2 separate regions of the Homo sapiens genome follow, and region 1 is linked to region 2. A link is a contact called in ENCODE Hi-C or POLR2A ChIA-PET data. All regions are on one chromosome and are shown on one strand. The core of a region is the stretch at or near the end of the contact, and the rest is flanking DNA. Distances in the headings are between cores, read along the strand shown. Region 1 has its middle 52 kb from the start of MIR31HG. Region 2 holds the start of MIR31HG (MIR31 host gene).

Evidence for each region. A loop is a pair of places that touch in the nucleus more often than their neighbours do. ChIA-PET counts read pairs that join two places held with the same protein, here RNA polymerase II (POLR2A). Pooled maps may share reads with other maps.
Region 1: a map of mammary epithelial cell shows a loop between it and region 2 (3-fold over the local background). The contact joins the enhancer-like site here to the promoter of MIR31HG in region 2. A Hi-C loop is called at or near these places in 7 of 168 maps with a recorded cell type or tissue (CD4-positive, alpha-beta T cell, CD4-positive, alpha-beta memory T cell, aorta and 4 more) and 7 of 50 pooled maps. POLR2A ChIA-PET finds 5 or more read pairs at or near these places in 8 of 52 experiments (CD8-positive, alpha-beta T cell, HCT116, Panc1 and 4 more).

Annotation. Positions count from the first base shown.
Region 1 is chr9:21,608,866-21,614,850 of GRCh38, reverse strand. No RefSeq gene overlaps it. Among named protein-coding and RNA genes, the nearest start is that of MIR31HG, 52 kb to the right of the region's middle. Within about 2 kb of position 2,775, at least 3 of the 41 ENCODE cell types and tissues checked have a DNase peak (open chromatin) inside an H3K27ac peak, as active enhancers do; they include HCT116 and mammary epithelial cell, where a contact is called at or near this core.
Region 2 is chr9:21,556,471-21,562,552 of GRCh38, reverse strand. MIR31HG (MIR31 host gene) reads left to right here and starts at 2,755. Exons shown (of 3, transcript NR_152879.1): 1 at 2,755-3,064. RefSeq lists an enhancer at 3,194-3,980.

The DNA of each region.
Region 1 (5,985 bases), core at 1,526-4,025, 52 kb before region 2:
CATTTAATAGTCATCTTTCCATAGGCTCCTGTTTCCCTGACTTTCTTAATTTTCAATGACCTTGGCAGTTTTGAGGATTATGGTCAGGCATTTTGTAGAACTTCTTTCACTGAGATTTGGCTGATGGTTTTCTTGTGATTAGGTGGGGATTATGTGCTTTTGGAAAAAAGACCACAGAGGTAGAGCACTATTCTAGTCACATAAAGGGTATATGCTGTCGATATGGCTTATCAATTTTGATGTTAACACTGATGACAAACAAACAAACCAACAAAAACAATAACCTTTACGTATATTCCCAAGTCTGTCTGTCTGTTTCACTTCCTGTTTTTCCTCTCTCTTCTCTGATGTCATTGGAAAAATTAAGCCAGGTGTGGTGGCCAGCACCTGTAGTTACATATATTCTAGAGGCTGAGATGGGAGGATCACTTGAGCCCAGGAGTTCGAGGCTGCAGTGAGCTATAATTGTGCCACTACACTCCAAGATGACACTTTGTCCAGGATGACAAAGCAAAACCCTGTGTCTACAAAGAAAAAAATGTATATGAAAGAATCCTATCATTGGAAAAATTAGAAAAAATGAAAATTGGATAAGAAACAATCAGAAAAAGAAGTATCTCAAAAGAAGGTTGTTTTTTAAATTGCATCAGAAAATTTCAGAAAGGTATGTAATTTATGCAGATCTATGAACACAAATTCACAGAATTATGATGGGGAAAATAATTTATATTTTTTATCCCTGAGTATACTTTACATGTTTACTTCAAATGTACTGTGTCAAATAACTAAAGGCAGATTTAAGAACTAAAGAAGAAAAGAAATTTTCAATTGAAATCTAAGGAAAAGGATAATTACACATCATTCACTAAAATCAGAATGGAATTGATCCTCTCCTGAAAATTAGCCACGGGCTTTTCCAACCAACCTTCTAAATTTCATACGGAGTTAGTTTGTTGCGCCTATCTCCTTTTTCCATTACAAATCTACTTGTATGGAAAATTCAACTTAATATTGACTTTTCTATTTGTAATGAAATTTGTGTGAGTTCTTAAATAAGAAAAAAAGGTGAAATTAAGCTTCCCTTACACTGTTCATGTGTCATTCATAATGAATTTGGGAATCAGAGTGCTCTCTACATATTTTAAATGTCTATTTACATTGCATTGAAACTTTCTTAAATTGCTATAACTATAAAATAATTATTTTGGCAGGAGACAAATATATGGACATTAATATCAAAGCATAACTATACCTGATTGAACTTAAGGTCTCAATGAACATTTATGCCATCTACACTAGTCTTTACAATGTTAAAAACTCAAGAATGTTTTATTTCTTTCAACACTTATGGTCCTGATAGAGTTTGCTCAGGATTGTGACATCCTAGATTGAAAAGGAGCCCTAAAAGACAGTGTGGGGCTGGGAGCAGTGGTTCACACCTGAAATCCCAGCACTTTGGGAAGCCGAGGGGGCAAATCACTTGAAGTCAGGAGTTTGAGACAGGCCTGGCAGCATGACGAAACCGCCTCTCTACTAAAAACACAAAAATTAGCCAAGCGTGGTGGTGGGCGCCTGTAATCCCAGCTACTCTGGAGGCTGAGGCAGGAGAATCACTTGAACTCCTGAGGCGGATGTTGCAGTAAGCTGAGGTTGCGCCACTGCACTCCAGCCTGGGTGACAGAGCCAGACTCTGTCTCAAAAAAAAAAAAAAAAAAAGAAAAGAAAAGTCAGTTTGGCTTAATGGAAGGTGCAGAATGAGGGATCCTGCTTCTCTGCCTCTACTTCTAATGAGGGGAATGACCTGGAGTTACTCAATTAGGAGCTACCCATTTTCTTTCTGTAAAGTGACAGATAGTACCAGGTAGTCTCTAAGGCTTCATTCTGCTTCAACATTTTTTGACTACAGAGCATCATTTCTTTTTTTTTTTTTTTTTTCCTGAGACAGTGTCTCGCTCTGTTACCCAGGTTGGAGTGCAGTGGCATGATCTCGGCTCACTGCAAGCTCCGCCTCCCGGGTTCACGCCATTCTCCTGCCTCAGCCTCCTGAGTAGCTGGGACTACAGGCGCCCGCCACAACGCCCGGCTAATGTTTTGTATTTTTAGTAGAGATGAGGTTTCACCGTGTTAGCCAGGATGGTCTCGAACTCCTGACCTCAGGTGATCCGCCCGCCTCGGCCTCCCAAAGTGCTGGGATTACAGGCGTGAGCCACCGTGCCTGGCTACAGAGCATCATTTCTAAACACTTAACACCAAAGCCATAAACTGTTCACAAAACATCTTTCTATAAAGATTTCTGGGCATATGTTCTCAGAAACTCCCTGTATATAACTAAATTATTGCCTTTTGTTAATAAATTAATAGTTTATTATGTTGATGTTGCCATAACAATGCTGAATTAAATTTGGCTTGTGCCTATGAAGGTATTTATCCATTCAGAGTGATGATTTTCAAATAAATGCCTTACTGAGAATATGATTATTCCCACTCAAAAATGAAATGAAAAAAATCAATCTCCCTAATTTCTTTTTGTGAAATAATTTTGGTTGTTTGCATTATTTGGAAAGTTGAGCACCATGTGAAATTGCCTCTGACTGCACAGTTTCCTCTGTAGGTAATATAAATTCATAGGCTATTCCAAGATTGACATACTCATGGTTACTCATTTGAGGGAATAGAGTTGTGCATACCTGCACATCATAGAAAAACACCCACACATACAAAGACTGCATTTTACCAAGACCTGAAATGCGAAAATAAAAGAGCTAGAATGCCTTCTTACCACCTCCACCCTAACCACACCTTCCTGCCCTAAGCCTATTGCCCAAACCTGGCTATGCCCCAACCACTGCCTCTTTGAAATTTGAAAAGATGTGGAGAGGAAAAGGTGAGTGAAAGAATAAGTTTAGAAAGAGAAACTTGTGAAAAATAGATGAAGAGCAGGAAATTCAATTGGGTGGGGCTTTCTAGGGTGAATTGTCATTTGGAAATGTAAGAATGCAATTAAGCCTGTAAAAATAACTAGGATTTTGCTCATTCTCATATTTCCTTTGCTAGGCTGAAACACTAAGTGAAGGTTGAACAATTCAGTTGAATTAGACAAATAAGAGTTGTTTTAATGACATTGAATACATTTTTGCAACAACCAGTGGTAGTTCAAGAAACTCAATGAAATGCTTTGGTTTGATCATTTGGTTTGGACCACTTAAAATAGATGACTGTCAATTTAATTTTCTTCTCCTTATACCTCCCAGATTGTTCTTCATCTCTACAGAAAGATCAATAGTTCACTTCCATAGTGGCCTCTCTTGGAATTATCTTAATTCTTCCTTTTTTTCCCCTCTGACTCTTTGGACTTTGCTCTTAGAGTATAATTTGCTGAGTCTTTTTAGCCCTTGCACCTGCTTTGCAGCCATGCAGCCTGCTGAGTCCTTTGAAAGAACAGGTAAATTCAAAGACAGAACCCAAGAAAAACCAATAACAAGGAAGGGAAGGTGTTATCTAAAGAAAGCACTTATGTCAGAATGTAGCCAATCAGGAGTTCAATAATCCGACAAACTTGTGTAGACAGGGCAGATGGAGATGCTAATTTGGCAACTGAGAGTTGGGGAAATGTGCTGATGTGCACATTGATCTCCTGAGGAGATCAAGCAAAATGAGAATTATACAGGTCTAGAGCAAAGCCAATTGCTGCTCCAGTGTTAAGGCCAAAATGTATTGGTCTGGAGGGTCAATGTATTTTGCATCTATAAAGAATCTATGAAGCAAAAATTTGAGCCACTTATTTGGTTTTAGTCACTTTTAAGCAGATTAGCAATAGTAATTAAATTCTCAAAACCATAGCTTGGTTTGTAACTGTGTACTTCCCTTGATACAAATATGGCTCATTTCTTCATTTTTCATTCTGAAAAGTAAAGAAAAACTTAGACAAGGAAGAACTTGTAGCTTGCCAAAAGCACATAGTCCTAGGGCATTTATAATTAATAATCAAGCTGCAATTTCTGTAAGAGCAAAGAGGGCCATCTATTACATTAGCATGTACAAACAATTTGGTTTTATTCATCTGAGCTGAGCCAAGATGTTTGTCATACATCAGCAGCCTTGTCAGCATTGCAGAAGTATAAAAGTGAAAAATTTACCAGCATCAGCATTGATTCACTCACCCCTCATGTGGTGACTAAATTAATGAGTATCCCTATCTCTACCAAAAGAATCAGAGTTAGCCGGGCGCGGTGGCTCACGCCTGTAATCCCAGCACTTTGGGAGGCCAAGGTGGGCGGATCACCAGAGGTCGGGAGTTCGAGACTAGCCTGACCAAAACGGAGAAACCCCGTCTCTACTAAAAATACAAAAAAATCAGCTGGGTGTGGTGGTGCATGCCTGTAATCACAGCTACTCGGGAGGCTGAGGCAGGAGAATCGCTTGAACTCAGGAGGCGGAGGTTGTGGTGAGCCGAGATCATGCCATTGCACTCCAGCCTGGGCAACAAGAGTGAAACTCCATCTCAAAAAAAAAAAAAAAAAAAAGAAGAATCAGAGTTAGAGGTTACAACAGCTGAAAAATATCTCGGTTGAAAGTGGCAGAAAAGGAATTTGATTTAATTTTATTACAACGAACATTAAAATTTGCATATGTAATGCATTGTAGTGGCAACAGGCATCTAGAGTAAATAATACCTTCCTTTAAGCAATTTATGGAAGAAACAGTCACATACATGACTATAATGTGAGATATTGAAATAAGGGTTAGATGGAGGCACATCATAGTAAGTCAGGAGAGAATCAGTTCCTGAGTCACAAATAGGTGTGAGTTATAATCATGTCACCACTATTTATTATCAGTTTGAATTTGGGTAAGTTACTTAAACTCTTGAACCCTTCCTCATCTTCCTTATCTGTAAAATGGAGCTTATGAGAATTGCTTTATATGGTTGTTATAAAGATTAAATTGAATAGCATACTTACAGTGTTAAGTTAGGATTCTTCCCAGAGCTAGTGTTACAGAAAGAGGTCTGGATCCAGACCCCAAGAGAGGGTTCTTGGATCTCACACAAGAATTTAGGGTGAGTCTGCAGGGTAAAGACAAAGTAAGTTTATTAAGAAAGTAAAGGAATAAAAGAATGGCTACTTCATAGACAGAGCAGCGCCAAGGGAGGCTGGTTGCCCATTTTTTGGTTATTTCTTGATTACATGCTAAACAAGGAGTGGATTATTCATGCCTTCCCTTTTTAGACCATATAGCATAACTTCCTGACATTGCCATGGCATTGGTAAACTGCAATGGTGCTGGTGGGAGTGCAGCAGTGAGGACAACCAGAGGTCACTCTCATTGCCATCTTGTTTTTGGTGGGTTTTAGCCGGCTTTTTTACTGCAACCTGTTTTATCAGCAAAGTCTTTATAACCTGTATCTTGTGCCAACCTCCTGTCTCATCCTGTGACTTAGAATGCCTTAACTGTCTGGGAATACAGCCCAGTAAGTATCAGCCCCATTTTACCCAGCCCCTATTGAAGATGGACTTGCTCTGGTTCACACACCTCTGACACTAAAAACAATTAATTCTGATGAAAAAATCAGAGAAGTTATCACAGTGGAAGTTATAAAACTTTAATTTACAGAAAAAAATTAGTAGACGCACAAAGTTATTTAAGAATGTGGATGTTTGAGCAGTGTGGAATAGTCTAATGAGATTGAACTACAGAACATAGGAAGAAGGTTTGAAACCCCAGAGCTTGCTCTTTTAGGTTTTTTGAACCAGCCTGTCTTAGCTTTTCAGGTGATAATATCTCCCAGATTTACAAACATGAAAGGGAAGGAATTCTAAATATTACATTGCAAGAGGAGGCCATTAAATATATATCTGAGTCATCTTGACATCCCCATGTGCTTAGAGACATCAATATCAGTGTCAATTTCATCAAAACTAGGACCACCTCACAGCCTGAATCCACTGTCTCAGTGCTATTATTACCAGTTGTACCATCTTAAAT
Region 2 (6,082 bases), core at 1,506-4,005:
GCATTTCTGTTCCCATTTGTCCTGTACTTCATGTGTGTGGGTGCATTTTATATTTATATTTATATATATATATATACACACACACACATACATATGTATACACACACATACACATATGTATCTTAAATACATATATTTAAACTTTAAATAAAATAAAGATTGTATTCTACTCTCTTCTGAAAGTCCTTGATTACCAGTGGATGTATAAAGACGTGATAACTAATACAGAACAAGTTTTATGGTACAGAAATTATTAATCACTAAAATAATACATTAAGCTTTGTAAGTAATATATTTAGAAATAATTTAAATGCCAGTAGAAACTTTGACTTATTTATTCATTTTAGGGTACAACTAGAAAATGAGTAGTGGTTCATCTTTTACTTGCAGGTAAAGGTTGAGGAGGAAATTCTCACATTCAAGATGATGCTGTCATTATAATGAAGTAAGATGGAACAAAAAGTTGTATGTGAAGTACCCTGGGCAAGCCCCTTTGATAGTTTTAGCTACAGATGCCTGTGTGTTTGCAATGTGGGCCTCTTATGGCTGTATTCTATTAGCTCTGGGTTTACTGTGATATTATGTATATTTGTCTTGGGCCAAACAGCTTGCTTGCCTCAGTTGAAGTCTAAAAGATACTATGGGCTTAAGACACTTTTTGTTTATTTGCTATTTGAGGTGAATTATTCCTTCTTTGCTTCTTTGCTATTCATAATATTATGATATATAATTTTGGCTATGCAATTGTGTAATCTTTTCTATAATATTATTTTGGGCTTCTGTATAAAAGCTTAAAAATATGTTCCACGAATGAGATGCTTATGCTTGTTTATTCAATATTTTTTTCTGTTGGACTTTGGACAAAGTCTTGCCTAGTGGGATTCACATATAAGGAAAGCTTTTTTTTCTTGTTACTCACAGAATTACGATGTTTAAAATAGCTATTTGAGTTCAATGATACTATACTTTCCATAATAAATTTAGAGTACTTTTTTCACTTCAAAGAATGCTTTTGAGTTTTCCATGAATAGGTTTCACTAACTACATTTTTAAAAAGACCTTAGCTCTGAGGTTTATCCTCTTTTACATCTTAAGGTACATTTTTCATGATTTCTAAAATATTTGCTTTTTAAAAATACTAGGACTGTTAATTTTAAAAATTCATTTTTCAAAATTTTCAGAAATTTTAATATTAAGAATCTGTTTAATTTTTTTTATTTCTTGGTCAAGGCAGTCATATGGTTTGAGATTTCTCAGTTCTTTAAAATGGGAGTTCATAAATTCAACCTGTTCTAAGCTAACTGTAGTGATTCCTAGCTGTCGTTTACTTAACACTATTAACCATTAAACACTACTGACATCTCAACTCAAAACATACACTTAGGTATAGGAAATAGTATACAAACATTTTATTTAACCATATCGTATGCAGAAAATTTAAAATTTGAATCTTTCTTATAGTCCTTGGACTCAAATCTTCATGCAAATACAATTTATATAATCAATTATATTTGACTTGTGTTTTTTAAAGTGGCTAAGGAAATGAGTACCAACTTATTAGGGAATATTTGATGAATATTTTTCGTTTTGGTTGAACAAATGACTACGTAGAGTTATATTTACTTCAAAATCAATAAAATACCACTATTAACCTTGCTCTGACGCTCCCACCCCCACCCTTCAACTCGTAGAATATTTTTTGGTGGTAACTAGACTGACCTTTGCCAAAATGTAATTACATTCAGAGAGAAATACAATTTTCCCCTTCAAATCCAGGTGAAAGGCTACCATGCTGGGCTTGCGGAGGGCATAGTTGAGTAGGACAGCCAGAACTTCTGGCTAGGTCATCGGGTCGGATTACCCTGCCATGTACCCCTCAGTATTTACTTCCAGAGATGGGCAACTTACTATAGTCTTCATGTTTAAGGAATTCAAACCCAAATGAAAAGTGTTGTGAAAGCATAAATATCTCTGCTTGTATACTACAGTACTGAATATGAAACCACATATTGCAATAAAAATAACTAACGATGGCCCATGCATTTCACAAGGCGCTCTCATACACCTGAAGGGGCAGTGGAAAGGTTCAGAGCACCCAGGCTGTCCCAAAGAGGGCGGAATCAAATCTGGGCGCAGGTGGGTACCCGGAAAAAATTCTTGGTGGAGATGGCATCTGAGAGAGGCGTCGAAGGACACGGAGGGTTGAGGATAGGAGAGAGGCCACTCCAGATGGAAAAACACCCTCGTTTTCCAAATGCCAGTTATACCACGGGGCCTGTGATAGCCGCCACGTTTCTAGAAGACCCCTAGAAGAGCAGGGGTCCGACCAAGGAAGTACTTCCGCTGTTCAATTTGCTAAGTTTGCATTCGGAGAGTACAAGGGCGAGCTCTGGCTCTTGCAGGTGGACTCCCTCTCCCTTAGCTCTGACTGCGAGAAGCTCCCACCCGCAAAGGGCTACTGTGCCAAAAGCGAGCGTAGTGGCCGCCGCTTCCCCCACAAAATTCCGTCACTCGGGAGCTGCGTTGCAGTGGAGAAACCTGGGTCCCGTCCGGGCCCAAGGGAGGAGGCTCAGCACGGCCGCTCCCGCAGCCCCGTCCAGGCGCCTCTTCCCTCCCCCTCCTTTCCGCGGCGGTCGCGGCGGCGGCTGGAGCGGGAGCCGGGGGCGGCGAGGGGCGGAGCCGGGGCGGAGCCACGGCGCTGGCGGCCCCGGCGGCGGCGGCAGGTGTGGATGGGGCGAAGGTGCGGGAACGTCCACTCCCGCGCGCCCCTCTCGGGGACCAGGGCGGCCTCCCAGGAGGAGCTTGGTGAGCAGCTGCGACCTGTGCATAACTTGGGGCGCCGCCAGGGGCTCGCAGGTTCCACGTCCGGCGCCTGGAGAAGGAAGACGCGCGTCCCCGGCCGCGGCGCCGAAGCCGGCTGGGGGACCGCCTGGTCCCGGGCCAGAGCTGGGAGGCGGTGTTCCGTGAGCCGCCTGGTCTGGGGTGCGGGGGGCGGGAAGCGGCCCCTTCGTGTGCGCTTGGGCGAGGCCGGGCGGCGCTTCTGTCCTCCTACTCGGACCCGCAGGTAAGCTGGGAGAGCCTTGGTCCCGCTGCGCGCTGAGCTGGCTAGGGAGGCGCCCCTCAAGGAGTTGAGGAGGCTTCGGGGCCTGGGCACACGGCAGTGGGCACACGGCAGTCGACACCCGGGTCCGAGGACCGCCGGCGCCCGTTGGCGCCCAAACGAGGATGCGCCGCGGGGTCCGGCGCATCCCGGAGCGCCGGCCGCCCTTGGCTCTTCGCGGAACCGCCGCCTCCTCTTGTCCAAATCTCAGGTCGTCATCCTGGCCCGAAGTCACAGGTTCGCTCTCTGTCCCTAAACCTCGAGGAAGGAGTTGTGTGTGTCCATGAGCGTGTTGGCGGAGAGCGCTTTCATACAGCGATGTTTGAGTTGAGCTCATTTTACCACCTAAAATTACTGTCACTTTAAAACTTAACTAAGCTTTCCCTTCTTAGAAGAGAAATTAGGCTTGTGGTTTACACCCATGGCTAGTAGGATTAAAGTTTGTTTTTGCCCTGTACAGCTGAGAAAATGTTTTGTAAAATCCTGAATTTTCCAACAGTACTTCTAAAAGAGCCTCCGATTCTCCAGCGAGACAATGGCAGTCATTAAAAAAAACACAGCGGAAATGTTCACTTAGAGCGGCTTCACTAGGAGAGAAGTTAAGGAAACCTTAGGCAAAAGTGACCCCTTAATTGACACCTTACAGGACCGTTTTTTTGACCTTGTATTAGTGGTAATAGGACTAAGAATGACAGCTCAAGAACTATACCTGGTTTGGAACTGAGGCTGTGGCCAGACGCCCCTCACTTTCCGGGGACCTCTAGTTTCTGGAATCGGGCCTTTGAACTTCCTTATTGAAATCCTGGCAGCTTTGAAGTGAAATTAGGAAAATGATCCTATTTATTCGCTGGAGTTTATTAACTCTGCATTAAAGTGTTTATCTCCTGGGCCAAAATTGAAACAATATTGTATTTTGCATTTTGTTTTAAATAAATTTTTACCAATTCAGGTAAAAATTGGATTTGAAAATGACAGTTAAGTCTAGGTTTATTTGTTGTCGAGTTTTGTATGAGGGGGCTGACTTTTAAGTTGTTTTTTAAAGTCCAATCCTGGTTATTTTTCATTGTCTTCAGAGGTTAATCTTTAGGTGAGAACTTTATCTTGATTTTAAGGCAAAAAAAGTAAAAAAGGCAGTGATTTAAGTCACCCAAAGAACTATAGTTCCTCCTTTCTCTTTTTTTCCTTAACTTGAGACAGAGCTTCCTGAAAATTGGGCAGCTGCTTTAATCTTATCATATAAAAAATGTTTCAAGTTGAATTTGGGGCCCTAAAATGGAAAATTTTGATTTGTGTTTGTTTTAATAGAATCATTAGACCTTATGGAATTATCAGCTTGGAGTGTTTATTTTCTATTTATACCATATTACTACTTTGTTGTACATGTTAATATTGCTTAGATGATAGGTAAATGTTTAGAGAAACCAGACTTTAATAAAGTACAGAATTATTCATTGGATGAAATTTTATAATTTTTCAGTCTTATAAATTCTGAAAAGTGTATAACAGAGACAAAGTGTTTAACCTATAATGTGGATTGTTGGCCCTTTTTGGAATTTTAAACGAGAAGGGAGGTATGAAATGCTTTATTCTATATTTAAGCATCTTTTTAGAAGTGGAAATAAATTGGAGGATCACTTTTATGTACAGTGTAATGGCTAGATAGCTATTCTAGAAACTACAACAAATGCTTGAGGAAGTAAAATTAGAAGGTAGTATAAAATTGTGTATTATATTTTTACAATTTCAAGGAGATTGCATACTTATAAATTTCATATCCTCAAGTGAAGAGTGTTGAACTGAATAAAATAGAATTTTTCTACATACCATGTTTTTCTCAGATTAAAAAAAATAGTCATCTTGGTTTGCCTAAAAAACTAAGCTGTAGTTAAATTTGGTTGGTACGTATTTGGGATAATTAAAAATACTTTAATTCATGTACTTTAACAGTTCTTTTCTTCAGTAACAGGTTTTTATAAGAAATGTTTTACTTGAAACATTGACATTTAATGACAGATGTCATTATATTTTTCATATAATTGCCACAGTTTTTCTTCATTGTGTGTATCTAGGTAGCTTTGGCATATAAACATCGGGGGGGCTCTAAACAAATTTTAACTGTAAAAAAGCAAGAGATGCAATCCCAGATTATTAACATTTGAGGAATGAAATCCAGCTTTAAGATAAAATGGCTTTTTGAAGACACTTTAAAATACATATAATGATAGGATTCTTAGAGAGTAATGTTTTTGGTAGTTCTTTTAATCATAAAATGAATTAACAAAAGAATTGATGCTTAAGTTTGAACAGCTTCTTGGTTTCACAACTATTTCCTTAGAAATAATCTCCCAAGTGATTCAGAAATTTTTATGGAAGTGAGGAAAAAAAACAGCAACTTTTGTTGGATCTAGGGTAGGTCAATCTTAACTAAGAAACAGCGAAATTTGATCTTTGTGTTATAAACTGTAGTTTCACTGAGGACTTCTTAACTATGTCATCTTTTTAAATACAATTAAGTGTTTAGAAAGTAAGTCAGTTATTTTATTTGTACAATATAAGTGCTTGCTGTATTTATGGATATTGAGGCTTTTTTATCCACATCTTATGTGAGAAGGCAGTCCAGGAAATTATTAAAATAATTTTGGTAAGAGTCTAGATGAAGGGGAAAAATCGATTGTATATATGTGTGCTGGTTTGCAGTATGGAGGGGAGTAAAAAGAGTCTGAGAACAAAACTTACTTTCGGACTTCCTAGAAGTTTCTGCTTTATTATGTAATTGAATTTTTTTGTCAGGATGTAGTTATTGGTTGTACTAAAATACAGCAGACAACAGAAAAAATAAATCTCATTTGAAAATCCTTAATCATGGCTTTATCGAATACACAGCTTACTCTATTTTGTCTAAATACCAGCTTCCAAGCTGTCAGCATTAATTTAGAAGCCAATTTCTAAATTAAATGTGTTATTAAGTAATTTCCATTTAAG